Regions from separate parts of the Mus musculus genome. Here regions 1 and 2 are each linked to region 3. A link is a loop called in an ENCODE intact Hi-C map of the cell type or tissue named here. Cell type or tissue: left cerebral cortex. All regions are shown on one strand.

Region 1 (5,000 bases), 120 kb before region 3:
AAGAAAATTTTATTTTAGATGGATCTGTGGTGCATAGTTAAAATGGAAAAAAAAAGCAAAATTAGTAATTAAGCTATATGTATTTCCTCAAGTAGTTGAATGAGTATTGCAGTAACTTCTAAATGCATTTAATTTCATACATTAAAATATTTAAATTTGGGGGCTAGACAGATAGCTCAGTGTTTAAGAGCACTTGTTGAACAACCCAGGCTCAGTTTGCAACACCCACACCGTGATTCACAACCATCTGTAGCTACAGTTTCCGGGGCTCTGACACTGTCTTCTGACCTCCCTGGGTATTCACCTTTGTTTCAGGTAACACTCATACACATGAAATCTAACTTGGAATCGTTTAGAAGGCATCAGCCTGCTTGAGTGGCAGTCTACACTGCTGGGAAAGGACTGCATCTCATTTCCTTGTTGGTGATGAGAGTGGCCATTGACAATGTGATAGGAGACAAGACTGCAGCCTGGTTGTGAAGGCCATTTCTCGACTGGAAGAACTTTGGAAGACTTGAAACTATGAAATTCACTTTTAGAGTCCTTTTCTTTCATCTTTCTCCCTTTACCTCTGAGAAAACAAAATAATTTTGGATTTCAGTCTAGTTTAGCAAGAAAGTGACAGATTTTAGTTTTATGAAATTGTCACTGAGATGTGTTAGAAACGTAGAAATGAGAGCCAGGGATATTCTCAGTGATAGAGCACTCTTCTAAGATGCAGGAGTACCTGGGTTGTATCTTCGAGGTGACGAGAAGGGAGGGAGGAAAACCAGACAAAAGAACAAACTCATTAGAATCTGGTAGCTGGCGTGTCCACACCCCAGGCAGCCACAGGTAACTGAGGAAAGCTGATGAGAACACAGCACAAAATCATAAACTGACTGAGAAAGGGGTACTAGGATCAGTGGATCCAAGGGAGGTGTGTTATACCTCAGCAGTTAAGAGCTTGGCTACTATGCCTGTGGATCTGCGCTTAATTCCCAGTACACAAATAGTACTCCACGTGACTGGAACTCTACTTCTGGGGAACCTGATGCCCACTTCTGATCTCTGTGAGCACCAGGCCAGGCACACATGTGGTACATGGATATATGTGCAGGGGAAATATCCAAATGCATAAAGTTAAAATATAGAGAGAAGGTAGGGCATGAAAGTAAGTAGAGTGTGTATGTGTGTGTATGAGTTATCCAAGAAAGCTTTAATTAATAAAAGATTAAAATTTTAAATCATAAATTTAAATTGTGCACTTTTTGTGCCAACTCCTTTCCAACCACCCAATTCTGGAACACCAGCCTAGAAGCTGACAATGTGGTACTATACGCACCTGCTGTAGTATGGCCACATCAGGTAACTGTCATAGAATTCAGGTCTTAAAAGATGGCATAAAAGGTACAATGTGACTTAATGCATTGACACAGAAGAAATCCAGACAGTGCAGGACAGCAATTAACAGTGGTTAATTGCAGAATCTGACCACTGATTGAGGTACTGTTTGGTGAGACAACCCTGATAGAGTAGTGAATACAGTTTATCAGGATTTGGAGCTGCAAAGATATTATGCATAAAGAACCTGGGACACCTTTAGTTCAGAAGTATACTTATATATGGTATCAGATTATGATTAATAATTAGTTGAAAAAATATTCTATCATGATGTCAGCCGTTTCTGTAAAATAGAATTTTCATTTTGCTATCTCTCTCTTTTTTTTTAAAGATTTATTTATTGATTATATGTAAGTACACTGTAGCTGTCTTCAGACACTCCAGAAGAGGGAGTCAGATCTCCTCTTGTGAGCCACCATGTGGTTGCGGGGATTTGAACTCTAGACCTTCGGAAGAGCAGTCGGGTGCTCTTACCCACTGAGCCATCTCACCAGCCCTTGGCTATCTCTTAAATCTTTGATTGTATAAGAGTTGGTATTTAGCAACCATGTCCCCAAAGTACAGTGACTTTCACTCTATCAGAAACCATCAACTGGGAATTGCTCTTCTTCCAAAGATTGGGCCTCTCTGGGACCCCTCTACAGTTCATACTGGAAGTATGACCTGCACAAAACCTGAACAACAGCTTTTCTGCCAAAAGTTGGGCCTCTCTGGGACCCCTCTCCAATTCATACTGGAAGTGCAACTGGCTTGATTTTGTTCAGGTATTGTTCAGGAAACTACAGGCGCTATTAGTTGAGGTGTAAAGCAGTCATGTCATGTCAAAAGTCTGCATTTCACAGCCCCTCCCCTCAACTATAAACTCTGACTTTCTTTGACAACTCTTCTGATGTTCCCTGAGCCTTGGGTGTGGGGAGATTAATAAAAATACTTCATTCACTGCTTTTAAAAAAAAGTTGGTATTTAGACTAATTTTAAGTGAAAGAGCATTATTTTACCATTTACCAGTATTAAATATTTTAATAATGAGCATTATTTTTGGAGCAGCTGTTTTGTTAATAAGGATATGACCTATCTAAGGTATTATTCCTGTTATTATCAAACAATATATTCTTATTAGCTGAGCACAATTTTAGTTACATATAGAGACTTTTGCAGTACACATTGCTATGTACTTTTTTCATTTTTTTTTCAGTTGAAAAATTTAAACTTAACACTAGATGGAGCTCTTTCACTAATTTCAGTTGGGGGATTTCATTGTATTGGTTTTGTTTTTTTGTTTTTTGTTTTTTTTTTTCCGGGAGTTTTAACATTGTTCTGTTAAATAATCTGGTTGGGTTGTGGTGTAACTCACTAATAGAGCACTTGCCTGGCATACACAAGGGTAAGGCTTGAGCCATGGTACTCAAAAGAGGTTTTTAAAAAACAATTTATCTATTCAATAGAATGACCATAGCACTTTTACCTGAAAGTGTTTTTTTTTTTAATGCAACAATGACTGAAACTCCTTTGTACATGTAGTTTGTATTTTAGGTGGATTGTGTGTATAATACATACAGAGATCAAAAGACAATTTACGGGTGTCAGTTCTCTGGATCAAATTCAGGTCCCTAGCATTTGGTAGCAAGGACCTTACCTGCTAAGGCATCCCACAATCTTTAATTGTATTAATAAAAACATTTTATTTAATATAATTACAGTGTGTGTGGAAGTCAGAGGACAATTTGACAGTGAGTTCTTCCACCATCTAGGTTCTAGAGATTTAACTGAGCTTGTTGGGCTTGGTGAGAAATAGATGCTTTTTACTGCTGAGCTGAAGGAGAAGCATATTAAATGCAATTACAGGAGCTGGAGAGAGAGCTCAGCATTAAGAGTGCTTGCTAGAGGACCTGAGTTCAGTTCTCAGCACCCAGGCCTGTGTGGTTCACAAGCACCTGTAACTCCAGCTCCAGGGGAGTTCAAAACCCCCATCTGTCCTCTGTGGGCATGCGTGTGTGCACACTCGCACACACACACATAAATAAAAAAAATAACATTTTAATGCAATTACAGTTATATAACTTAAAAAATTAGATTTAGCTTGCCAATTGAACAGTGTATGACTTTAAGGGAAAAAAGTGATGAAACGTATAGAAAAGTATGTGTTTATCATGTAGTGATTGCATTCTGCTGTCAACTTGTGTGAATTAAGAGTGCTTGTCCCGGTTCTCTTTTCAGATTGTCCCTCATATAGTTAACTTGGTTCACTCCTTCAGAAGTGATGGCCTACCTTCCAGCACAGCCTTCCTAGTACAGTTAACAGAGTTGGTTCACTGTATGATGTACCATTACTCCGGATTCCCAGATCTCTATGAGCCTATTCTGGAGGCAGTAAAGGTATGATGGCTTTTTGTACCAGACTTGGTGAGCGACATATGATATAAGGAACAAATTTGGTAAAATGTATTCCTTTACTGTAATGAGCTGTTTTTAAGGTGGTAGTTTCATTAATGTCAGGGCATAATCTCTTATTTGCTATCGCCATGCTAGATCAATAACCACATTTCTTAATTATGTTGTGTCATCAAGTAAAAGGTGTCACTTTAAATTTATGAGCTGTTAAAGAAATTGGTTGGTGAGGGAATTCTGCACTAGATGCATGCAGACATCAGTTCTGCTTCAGTGTCAGACATGGGCAACAATTAGTCCATCTTCTTAGAAGCAAGGCAATGCTCAATTCCCTCCTGTTTTGATTGTTCTGTGTGTACACTTTATGGATGTCTATATTTTTTAGAAATTCTATTTAAATTATGTTACCTGATTTTCAAGTTTATAAAAGATAGGTTCTAAAAAGGTGGTGAATCTGTGTTGAGGAGTGGATGACTGCAAATTCAGAGCCTAGCCAAGAACTTGGAGAGCTAAACTCAGGCTTAGTCAGAAGTTACTAGATATCAATTCTAATCATGATATTAATATAGCAAATACAATATATAGGCCTCATTGCCTTACTAATGTATATAAGATAAATTAAGGACAAGCTGTTTTTGCATCTGTTCAGCTAACTGAAACTAAGAACTAGGCCTGGGTCACAAGGCAGTTAGGCCTGTGTGTAGCTGGTATGACACTGCCCTTTCAGAAGTAAACGGTACACAGAAGCATTTGCTATGGACTTGAGAGATTGTTACTGCCTTCCCTCATTGCTGCCATGTCTATTGACTGACATTCTTCTGTCTTCCAGTACTCAGAAACAAAGGGCTTACTTCTTAGCCCAAGGAAAGTATTTTCAAGTAGCTGTCAGCAGCAAAAACAAACAAGATAAAAGCAGCTGAAAATGCCATCTCAAAGTGTCAGTCCTCTGTGGGGTAAACAGTAGATGGCGACCTTGGTGACCTAGGGTTCTGTTGCTGTGAAGAGATACCATGGCTACAGCAACTATCCTAAAGGAAAATATTTAATTGGGAATGGCATACAGTTCAGAGGTCTAGTTCATTATCATCCTGGTGGAAAACAGGGCTGCATACAGGTAGACATAGTGCTGGAAAAGGAGCTGGGAGTTCTACATCTGGATCAGCAGGCAGCAGGAAGAGCCCTGTCTTGAGCATGAGACTTCAGAGCCTACCTCTAGTGACATACCTCCA
Region 2 (5,000 bases), 77 kb after region 3:
TTAAGTGAAGGTCTTGACCTGGAATTTGAAGGAAGTTGATCATTGGAAGAGGAATGAAGTGTGAGAGTGTGGAGGGGAATGCTCAGAAGACAACCTGGTTTGGAAGATGCAAGGTCATGTGCCGTCCTGGAACTGACACTTGGACTGCACTAACTTCCTATCTCTGATTTCTTTCCCAGAGATCTTCTAATCAAGTTCACTGGCTCTCTGTGGTGATTTTGATGGGCAGAAAACACTAGATTGTCTATATCAAGGCTTTCAAGACCTTAGTAATTTGTTAATTGTTGTTGCTGATTCAAAATAATTGGAAAGGAAAGGAAAGGAAAGGAAAGGAAAGGAAAGGAAAGGAAAGGAAAGGGGAAAGGAAAGAGGAAAGGAAAGAGGAAAGGAAAGGAAAGAAAGGCCCCTCGTGCTTCGAGTTGGAGAAGCAGTTCCGAGGCGTTTGGACCCAGTGCAGAGTTTGGAGGTCAGCTACCCCACGTCCACCGAGCACAGCACATGTATACAGCATGATGCAGTTGCTGCTCTGAAGGAATCACTTCCCTCCTGTAAAACAGAATCCTCTGGTTATTTGTAACCACAGAAGGCTCCTAGAACAAGTGTATGGCAGAGACAGTGGTTTTCTTTAAAGCTGAACATAGCATCACTTGGGGTAATTGGGCACGTTCTATAAACTTGCTAATTGCATATAGCAAGTGATGGTGAGGGGCTAGTCCAGGTGGGAATTCTTATGACAGGGCTCCATCTGTCCTTTGTGACAGTGTGTTCCAGACTGCTACCCTAGTAGCTGAGAAGCCTGTTTTCAGATCTTGCCAAAGTGTGATAGGCCTGCCTTGAGCTTAGCATAGCCTAATTTGCTTAAGTGTAGATGTGCTTATACGGAATTCTTTTCAACTGAAGTTCATAGACACCTCCCAAGTGTGTAGAGGTTGAAAGCAAGTTAGTTGAAAATTTATGGAGCGCTATCTTCTGACAGTTCTTGAGTAGGCCAGGCAGGTTATGCTCAGACCAGTGTCCCTGTGATGTGTAGGTCATATGAGGATGTCCATATTGTCCTAACTTCAATGGGCATACCTGCTTCTTCATCAATGGGTGATACAAGCTCCCTGGGGAGCAGGGGGATGGGAGCGGAGGAAAGGTACAGAGACAAGGCTTCCCAAAACCCCCAAGTAATTTGGATTAAGAGTACCAAACAGCATGCGACTGGGAAGGACGTGAGGATGGAGGGTCCCAAGCTAGCTTGGGGCAAGCTAGTTAGGGGATGGTTCAGAGAGGAGGACTGAGCTGAGTTCGGGGTGGCTTATGTGCTCAGAATAGCATCTGTTACAGGGCCAAAGGCGGAAAAGAAGACACACCGAAGAGGATGGCAAACCTTTGAGGAGATACAGGTTGGGTTATTATGAATTTGAGCTCTCTCCCATGTAGACAGCAGACAGATAACCAGTAAGCAGAGGGCACCGATATCAGAGGATGGTACATCTAAAGATTCACTAAAGTTGGTACTACATTGATTATTGGGCTTGAAACTCGAGTCATTGTTGTAAGACATGATGGCCACACCGTAAGTTGTTATGTAATTTTCTCAGCTAACCTTATGGATACTGTTTCATTATCATGGAAGTCTAATAGTTAAAATGGTTTTTCATGAGATTTTTATTTAAAGTTGATTTGAGCATTTGCTTTGAAGGTTTCAAGAAAACTCATCTGCTTTGACTGTTACTCAAGCAAGACTGGGAGGCAGTGTACAGCTGTCTCTGGGGCTCCCGAGACAGCAGGGTAAAAATAGGACAAACTTTAAGAATCCCAGATATTCTCAGATAACAAAGACTGGTTTATTGGGGCCTTTTTTGTGCTTGGACAAAACAGAGAAGCCTTTGTGCTGTGATTAGCAAGGGTGCTGATGACAGATCTCCTGTCAAGCATCAGGCTTTATTCTATGACTAAATGGTGCTTTGTCCCGCCATCCAGAGAACCTTTGTATGTGCCTTGTTAAAGTGTGAGTTTATGTAATTGCTTTTGTTTTTCCCGTTTCATTGGTGCCAGATTCAATGAGAGTGACTCATTTTGTGACCGAGACAAACATTCACATTTAGACCATGTTAAAAATAAACAAACAAGAGGCAGGTGCTGCCTGCCTCGGTTCTGCATCTCCGGGCTGCTGTTTCCTGTCTCAGGAGTTCAGGTCTCAGGTAGTGGCTACTACTCAGCTCCCGTGGTCACTGGTCCACTGTGCCCCAGGGCAGTTTCTAAAGGCCTTTTGGATGTTGGTGACAGGAAGGTCCAAATTAGGAAATCTGGTTAGATGGGAAGTAGAAAGTGATGTGTACAGTGTCTCAAAGGCACACAGGAAGACGACAGTCCCAGTCTCTTCTGGCTCTGTAGTTTTCCCACCACACAGCAGTGGTTTGGAGCAGTTACTTTACATGTGTTTTTCACACATATGCCTCATTCAGGGGCTCTTTTTCTCACAGAGAAGACGTTTGGAAAGCACTGATCAAATTTTAATGAGACCATGGAGTGCATTTAATAGTCCCCAAACTGTACAACTTTATTTCCCTTGGGAACTCTGAAGGTGGCCCAGGAAGGAAAGGCCTAGAAGGTTGGGAAAGAAAACAATGGGTTTTTGGAAAGAGAACATACGAAGAGTTTGGCCTCCCAAGACAGACGTGATAGTTGATGAAAATGTAAGGGAGGACGGGTAGAAAGTTCGCTTAAAGGATTGTAGGCAGAGTGGGAGAGATGTTCGCTTGAGAAAGTACTTAGCAGCCAAGTGTCGGGCCTTGAGTTAGATTCCCCAGAGCACATGCAAAAGAGCTGGGCATAGAGGGGTGTGCTTATAAACCCAGTCCTGGAAAGAAAGGTTAGCAGAGGTAGATCATTGGGGCTCACAGACCAGACAGCCTACCCTCCTTAGTAAGCGCCAGGCCAGTGAGGGACCAAACTAAAAAGCAAAACAAGATCAAGGTTGAGCATGTATGTGTGCATGGGTGCGCACACTCTCTCACACACACACACACCCACACACACACACACACCTATAATGGTTAGGTGAACTGGGCACACCCAGCAGTGGGCTGGTTCGGTATGGGGCTGATGACCCTACACAGCTCAGCAGCCTTGGTGGCCCTCGATGACTTGCAGTCTAGAGATTGACACCTGCACCACTGACCCGAGCCACTGGGGAATGGATGAATTATGTTCAATGAATTATGTAGTAAGGCATTTCAGAAAGATTTCCTTGCGAGGCATTAAAGTTTTAGAAATCATTTCTGTATTTAAAGACAGAACCTCTTCAATCTGGGGGGTGGAGGGCACTAACCAGAGAAAGGCTCCTCTGCATAAATAATACTGTTTTCTGACTTTCTGCTTCTCCGTTGCTGTATCAGGCTTAATACTTATGGATGCCTTTATAGGTCTCAGGGCAGAGTCTTATGTGTGCTACCACACCTTGCAAAAGGTGATAAATTTTCTACAATGGCTGTTGTTCATTTGAGTTAGATGAATGGACTTTTGTCATGCAGTATCATGTGTATCTATAATCTTGTGACTTCCCAGTACATGGAACATCCACAGAGCTCCATGCCTTTCTTCTTGGCCACCTTCGTTACTTCCTTTGAGCAGGACTAGGACAGAGGTTGCTGGAGCCTCCGTTGCCACCCCAGACCCTTTGGCACATCCCTAGCACCACCATCCAAATCTACATAAAAAATGCAGTTAGTGTGGAGGCTAAACCCAAAGTACGTGCTAGAGAAATGGCAAGTCTGTGGTGCTCGGCAGCTCTGGGGCACTGCCATGTTGCCTCTGCTGGCTTTAAACAGTAGGTGCTTTCTGATGAGCACACAACTATCTATGGGTGCTGATGAAGACACAGGAGGTCTTGAGTTAGGGTCGGCTCAGGCTTGAAGCACAAGCATGAAGTTCACTCTTGGTCTGATGAGACCATAGAAGACCAAACTCCTATTGGATGATGGACAGACTCTGAAAACACTGTAAACCCAAGCTGACTCTATCCCCACTCGTTACTGAGGGACAAGCACTTTGTATAGGTACAGTTTTCTAAACCAAATCATTGATGCAATTTAGTGTGGCGCTAGGTGACATGAACTGTGGCCATGAATAATGCCCCCGAGAGCTACGGAAACTCGTATCTCTGTCCTCCCAGCTCACAGGGCGCCTTCTTTGCATCACCTCATCTCTGGTGTTCATTCTGGAGCGTCAGTGTGTCTTAGAAGGTGACCAAGACTTACTGCCTCTTAATATTTAGCTGTCTATGCCAGAAAAAATCACTCAAAGAGCAGTGACGCTTTTGGGGGATCCAGGGCCATATTTGGGGGTATAAAAGGTGACTAGACTGTCAGCCACCTAGACCTGCTTTACCTAATGAATATAGGGTTTAGGAAAGGTGGCTGTAAGCAATGTTACAGCCTCCTCTAAAACATTCTTTTTAGGTTTAGGTATTTAAGTTTATGTGTTACATGTTTTGCCAGCATGTATGTATGTATGTATGTGCATCATATATATACACTGGTGCCCTTGGAGGCAACAAGAGCGGTTGGATCACCTGGAAGTGGAGTTACGGGTGGTTGTGAGCTATCATGTGGGTGCTGGGAACTGAACCTGGGTCCTCTGTAAGAGCAGCCAGTATTGTTAACTACTGAGTTACCTTTAGGATAACTCAGTCCTCAGCCCTCTTTAGGAATGGTATTAAAGATCTAGATGAAGGAACTATTGAGTATAGATCCCGATTGCATGCATGCGTGTGTGTGTGTGTGTGTGTGTGTGTGTGTGTGTGTGTGTGTGTGTGTGCACATGCTAGGAAGAGACGCATGACAATTCAGGAATACAGATCTCTGTGATTTCACAACAGCAGACTGGCCATTAGAGTGATAGCTCATTGCTAGCATCTCAGGGAAGCAACCAGGAAAACATCCAAGCCCGTCTCTCCCTCCCCCATCGTGTCACTCCTGAGAAAACAGAATTCTACGTTTTAATGTCTGTCA
Region 3 (5,000 bases):
CTTAGAGAAGTGAGCATGAAGAATAAAAGGGATGTCTGATGTTCTACAAAAAAGTCAGACATATCCATAGACTGGAAAAGCCATCTAGAAACAAGAGTGATGTCATATGGTGACTCGGAAAATCAGGCAGGAGATGTGCAGTTAAAGTTGGAAGCTGGAGTAACACTACCTTTTCAGAGTTGACTGATGTGATGCTAGGGCCATATGCTTTAAGGAAGAGGTCTAAATTCAGAAAGATTCTCAAATTGGGCTTGGTGGTGCTCCCTAGTGATCCCAGCTCCAATGAGGCAAAGGCTGGAGGATCAAAAGCGCAAGGCCATCCAAGATAAGGCTAGCAGAGGATTCATAAGAACAAGTCTCAAGACAAAACAAAACACCCTCCAAGCAGGCACCTGCGTTCCTCTCTGGCTGCCTCGGGGTTCTCACCCAGGGTTAATGCTGTGCTCACTCTCTTTGTTGCCGAATGTATCCAGTTCTTTTCTAGCTCCTAGCAGCCCCAGCACCTGTGGATCTACATTGTCTGTGGCTTCTCCAAGCTGTATGCTGCACCTATGGGTCCTGAGAGTTCTGTGTGAAGTCTTTAGCTCAAAGGAGTCAATCTCAACCTACTCCCCCTCCCCTCTTGAAGGGTGAATTCTCCAACATATGCCTAAATATTTATATATTTTTCTTCCATAAAATGTATCAACTAAATTATAGACATTTGGAGGTTAATTACCTGTAATATTTTTTTCTTTCCAAGATAGAGGAGGAGAGAACGTGTCTACCCTTCCTCACTATGGTATTCCAGTATCAGACATTCTGTAAACATTTGCTGTGGAATAAAACTCAGCCCATTTATATATAATAGCATTTCCCAGAATGCCAATTATTTACTTATTTATTCATTTATTTTTTTTGGAGAGGTTCTCACACTGCCTCAGCCATCTACATGCTAACATCAGAAGCATGCGCCATCACACTGCAAATCTTATAATGCACATACATAAATATGATTCAATACATGATGTGAAAGTGGTATAATTTAAATATAATATATAATTTTTTATATAATAATGTGTGGTGGTTTGAATATGTATAGTCCCCATAGACTCATGTGTTTGAATGCTTAGTCCATAAGGAGTGGCACTATTAGGAGGCGTGGCCTTGTTGGAGGAAGTATGTGCGTGTTTGGAGCGGGAGGGCTTTGAAATTTCCTATGTTCAAGCTATGCCTGGTGTGTCACTCAGTCTCCTTTTGCTGCTTGTGCAATATGTGGAGGCATATCTCATGGGCTCAAGCATAAATCTTAGGCAATACTTTTAAAAATTATTCATTTTATGTGTATGTGTGTATGTGTGTTTTGCTTACATGTATGCCTGTGATCCATGTGCATGCCTGATACCTATGGAGACTGGAAAAGGATAGCTGACCTTCTGGGACCATAGAGGTTTAAGAGTAAAATCCAGATTCTCTGCAAGAGCAGCCAGTGTTCTTCACCCAGAGCCATTTGCCAGGTCTTAATGCAACACTTTAAATTCATCTTCTTTTTTGGAGATTGGTTCTTATACTCTATCAAGCTTAGGCTGACCTAGAACTCACAATAATCCTCCTGCCTCAGTTTCCCAAGTGCTGGGGTTGCAGGTGTAAGTTTCTAACTGCAGGTGTAGATTTTTGTATATAGAAATGGAATAAGTGAAACTTATTTGGGAAAAAAGCTCTATTTGAAATTCCAAAAGTTAAATAATACAAGATAGATTACACTTTTCCATTTCAAAAGCACTTTATGGCAAAAACAAAGGGCACTGTCTCTTCTTATATGCAAGGGCTTTTGTCTTATTATTAACTTAGCATCTACTTTTCTTTTCTTTCTTTAATTTCTTCACTCCTGCCTCCATGTCTCTCTCTAGTCTTTCTTTCCCTCCCCCTCCCCTACCTACCTTGGCAGGCCTGGGATTACAGGGGTTCTGCCAGGCAGGGCTCCCAGCACCTTTTCCTCTTTACGACCCCCAAGGTTTCAGACTCAGAACACACATTTATTAGGAGAGCCCCAAACTCATGCTTCTCAGAAATGCTTGTTTATCTATTTGTATTTTCACACAAACTCCCTTTTTGAGACAGGGCCTCTTTATGTAGTCCTGGTCGCCTTAGAACTCACTTTGTGGACAAAACTGGCCTTAAACTCACAGAAATCTGCCTGCCTCGGCCTCCCAAGCGCTGGAATTAAAGACATGCATCACCATGCCCAACTCTTTAAAATTTTTGTCTGATTATATTGCCTTCTAAAATTTGTTCCAAGGCTTTGTTTCAAACACACCCGTAAAGAAGAGTCTGTTACAAGACTGTGTCAAACTCAGCCCAGATATAATAACTGTAAAACACACAAAAAGGCAAATAGAATTAGGGTACCCAGAATGATTTCTTTTCCTGTCCAACATCCTAGCGCAGGTTTTAAACAAACACAACGCCAACTGGAAGAAACAGCCCATGAGTGGAAGCAGTGTGAGACTTTATCCTGTCTTAGAGATACACGCAGCTGAACGCTTTGTGGAGGCTAAGCGGTAGCATCACTCGGTAGAACAGCTCCTGGGTCAGGCCCTAGGCACCCAGGAGGTCCCCCACCCCCTTGGTCTCTGGGTGCACAGTGAGGGTCCTAGCGCGCTCCTGGTCCGGGAGACGCAGTCCTTCAGTCTCTCGAGCAGCCAGGACCCGCTTGAGTGAGTTCTCCTCCTGGCTGGGTTATTTTTTCAGACTGTCAAGTAGGGAAATCCTTCCGAAAACTCTGGATCGCGAAGGCACAGCCGAGTACAAACTCCTGACCCTGGGGGTTGTCAAGATGGCAAACTCAGTCGGAGCTGGCGAGAGTGCCCGGCACTCCCGCTCTCACACTGGGGTGGCGCTGCGTTCCCGGAGACCGCCGCCTTCCATAGCGCGCGGGCCCGGGGCGGCGGGGCGGCGAGGACCCCAGCGCGCCTGCTGACTACAGATCCCAGGGTGCCTCTGCCATCTCGCTCCCTCCCAGCGCCGGCCCCGCCTCCCCAGCCCTTGTTGTTTTGGCTGGAAGCGCTCCGGAGGAGTTTCAGAGAAAGTCTGGGCTGAAGCTAGAGGCGACCGATCGTGGGAAGGGGAGGCAGAAAGGCTAGGAGGAGGAGGGCCGGGGCCCAGGCCGCGCCTCCCCGAACCCGCCGCGCGCCCCCGGGGTGGGGGAGGAGCGCAGGGGACAGGACAGAGGGGTCCCTCCCCGAAGCAGAGCCGCCCTGCGCCTCGTCCCTGTGCTGATCCCCGCCCTCATCCGAGGCTGGAGCGCAGACCCACCCTCCCACCGCGGACCCGCGACCTCCCCGACGCCCGGCGACGCCCTGACCCTCGCTGCTGGTCCGCGAACTCCCTAGGCTGATCAGGACCTGCCCCTGTGCCGGCTGCCACCCGGACGCCGCACGCCTTCCCAGGCGCCCTTTTCCGAGCAGAGGGAAAGAGAAGATCGAGCCCCTCTCAGTGTGAATGCGCCAACGGGCGGAGCGGAGCGGAGCGGACACCGCGCGCGGGCATTGTGTGTGCGCGTGCAGCGTGGGGTCCGCAGCGGGGAGCACCCGCGGGAGGTCCCGTTTCCAAGGGGCGGAGCGCAGGGCTTCCAGTTCTGGGCTCCCTGTCCGGACAGAGTCCCAGCGGAGCCCGACCGCTGCCTAGGCGGCGGGACGGCGCGCCTGGCGGCCAGGAGGGCGCACTGAAAGAAGGTCGGCGAGCCCTGGTCCCCGCGGTTCCCGATCGAGTTCCTCTTCAGTCCGCGAATCTGCGGGAGAGGTTCGATCGCCGACACAGGGCGCGGGGAGCCGGGCCGCCCCGTCGGGGGAATCTGAGACGTCCTCTGGGCTGCGTTTGACTGCCGTGCCCGCCGTGCACGGAGCGCGTCCACTGTGTCCACCGACCCCTTTGGTGTCTGGTCCTCGAGTCCTCACGGCGTGCACCATGAGCGGCGGCGAAGTGGTTTGCTCGGGATGGCTCCGCAAGTCGCCCCCGGAGAAGAAGTTGAAGCGTTATGTAAGTACAGGTCAGGTCACCGTCTGCCCCGCTGCAGCAGCCTGCGCGCCCGGTTGGCTCTTCCACGAATCCCGCCCTCCTTTTCCTCGATCCGTCTCTCGGCCGGCGGGCTCCGGACCGGGTGCGGTCCACTCCCACCCTGACGTCCACTCGGCGGCCAAACTTTCTCCCTCCATATTGCAGACTGCCTCCCTTGTAGGCCTCGTTGCCTGTTAGAGAAGCCCAGTTTTCCAGCTCAAAACTGGCTGCATACTTTGGTTGTTGTTATTTCCATTTAGCAAGGGTGGAGTGAAACAGGGAGAAAGAGCCTTCTTTTATTATCTGTATCAGATTCTCATGGAGCTGTTAAATCTCCCCTCCCCGAGAAACCGCGGAGGTAGTAAGTACTCATGGGTTCTCGATTGGGTCCGCGCCCGCTCTCCTTTGCGCCTCCAGGAGGTGGAGGGAAGTGAACTGTGGACGCAAGAAGTGGATAATATAGGCAAACTTCTCAAAATATTCGCTCAAGGGAAAGGGGAAAAAAGTTCTTATGAACCCTGCCGTCTGCTTAGCATTTTCATGGTTTTGCTTTGAGGACACTGGATTTTGGCCTGAGAACCCTGGCGGTTTGATTCGGCAGGAGGGCGCTGGGGGGAGCCTGGTGGCTGGTGTTTGGGCGCCTTAGAAGCGCTGTCAAGCCCCGCAGGAGGGGACAGCTGAAGCCAACAGGGATTTCTTGATGCTGGCGTTTCTTTTCCCGGGCACCAGAACGGCTTAACTGGTATTTGCGTAATTGATTCAAGATGCTGATTGTGAGATGACTGTGTTCACGGTTAGGAAAACTGTATCTTGAAGGAGCCTATAATACTTGAGTGGAACTATATCCTCATCGGGAATCTAGGGTCCTAAGTCTTCCTTCAGATTGGCTAATTTTGCGATGTACCCTGTCAGTAAAGAAATGACACTTTGTACCGGCATTTGAAACAAGTATTTTTAGGGTGAAA

What was found. Hi-C counts contacts between places; a loop is a spot of excess contacts. Peaks named below come from ENCODE experiments on the same cell type or tissue, not always from the same donor. Only the 100,000 strongest peaks of a DNase experiment are listed, where the experiment ranks them.
Region 1: a loop joins it to region 3, with 4 times the contacts of the local background. A loop is called at or near these places in 19 of 42 quality-filtered maps.
Region 2: it touches region 3 in a loop (2.2-fold over the local background); 13 of 42 quality-filtered maps call a loop at or near these places.

Annotation. Positions count from the first base shown.
Region 1 is chr8:80,994,441-80,999,440 of GRCm38, reverse strand. It overlaps Usp38 (ubiquitin specific peptidase 38), which reads left to right. Exons shown (of 10, transcript NM_027554.2): 5 at 3,601-3,759. Among named protein-coding and RNA genes, the nearest start is that of Usp38, 18 kb to the left of the region's middle. In left cerebral cortex, a CTCF peak has its summit at 2,602 (motif pointing right); no DNase peak of the experiment used is centred here.
Region 2 is chr8:80,801,201-80,806,200 of GRCm38, reverse strand. All of the region lies in intron 1 of Gab1 (growth factor receptor bound protein 2-associated protein 1), which reads left to right. Among named protein-coding and RNA genes, the nearest start is that of Gm51580, 10 kb to the left of the region's middle. In left cerebral cortex, no CTCF peak of the experiment used is centred here; a DNase peak (open chromatin) is centred at 1,940; H3K27ac peaks cover 3,802 bases.
Region 3 is chr8:80,878,549-80,883,548 of GRCm38, reverse strand. Gab1 (growth factor receptor bound protein 2-associated protein 1) reads left to right here and starts at 3,070. Exons shown (of 10, transcript NM_021356.2): 1 at 3,070-4,017. The coding sequence starts at 3,946. In left cerebral cortex, CTCF peaks have their summits at 2,868, 3,677 and 4,620; DNase peaks (open chromatin) are centred at 3,003, 3,667, 3,942, 4,655 and 1 more place; H3K4me3 peaks cover 2,651 bases; H3K27ac peaks cover 2,655 bases.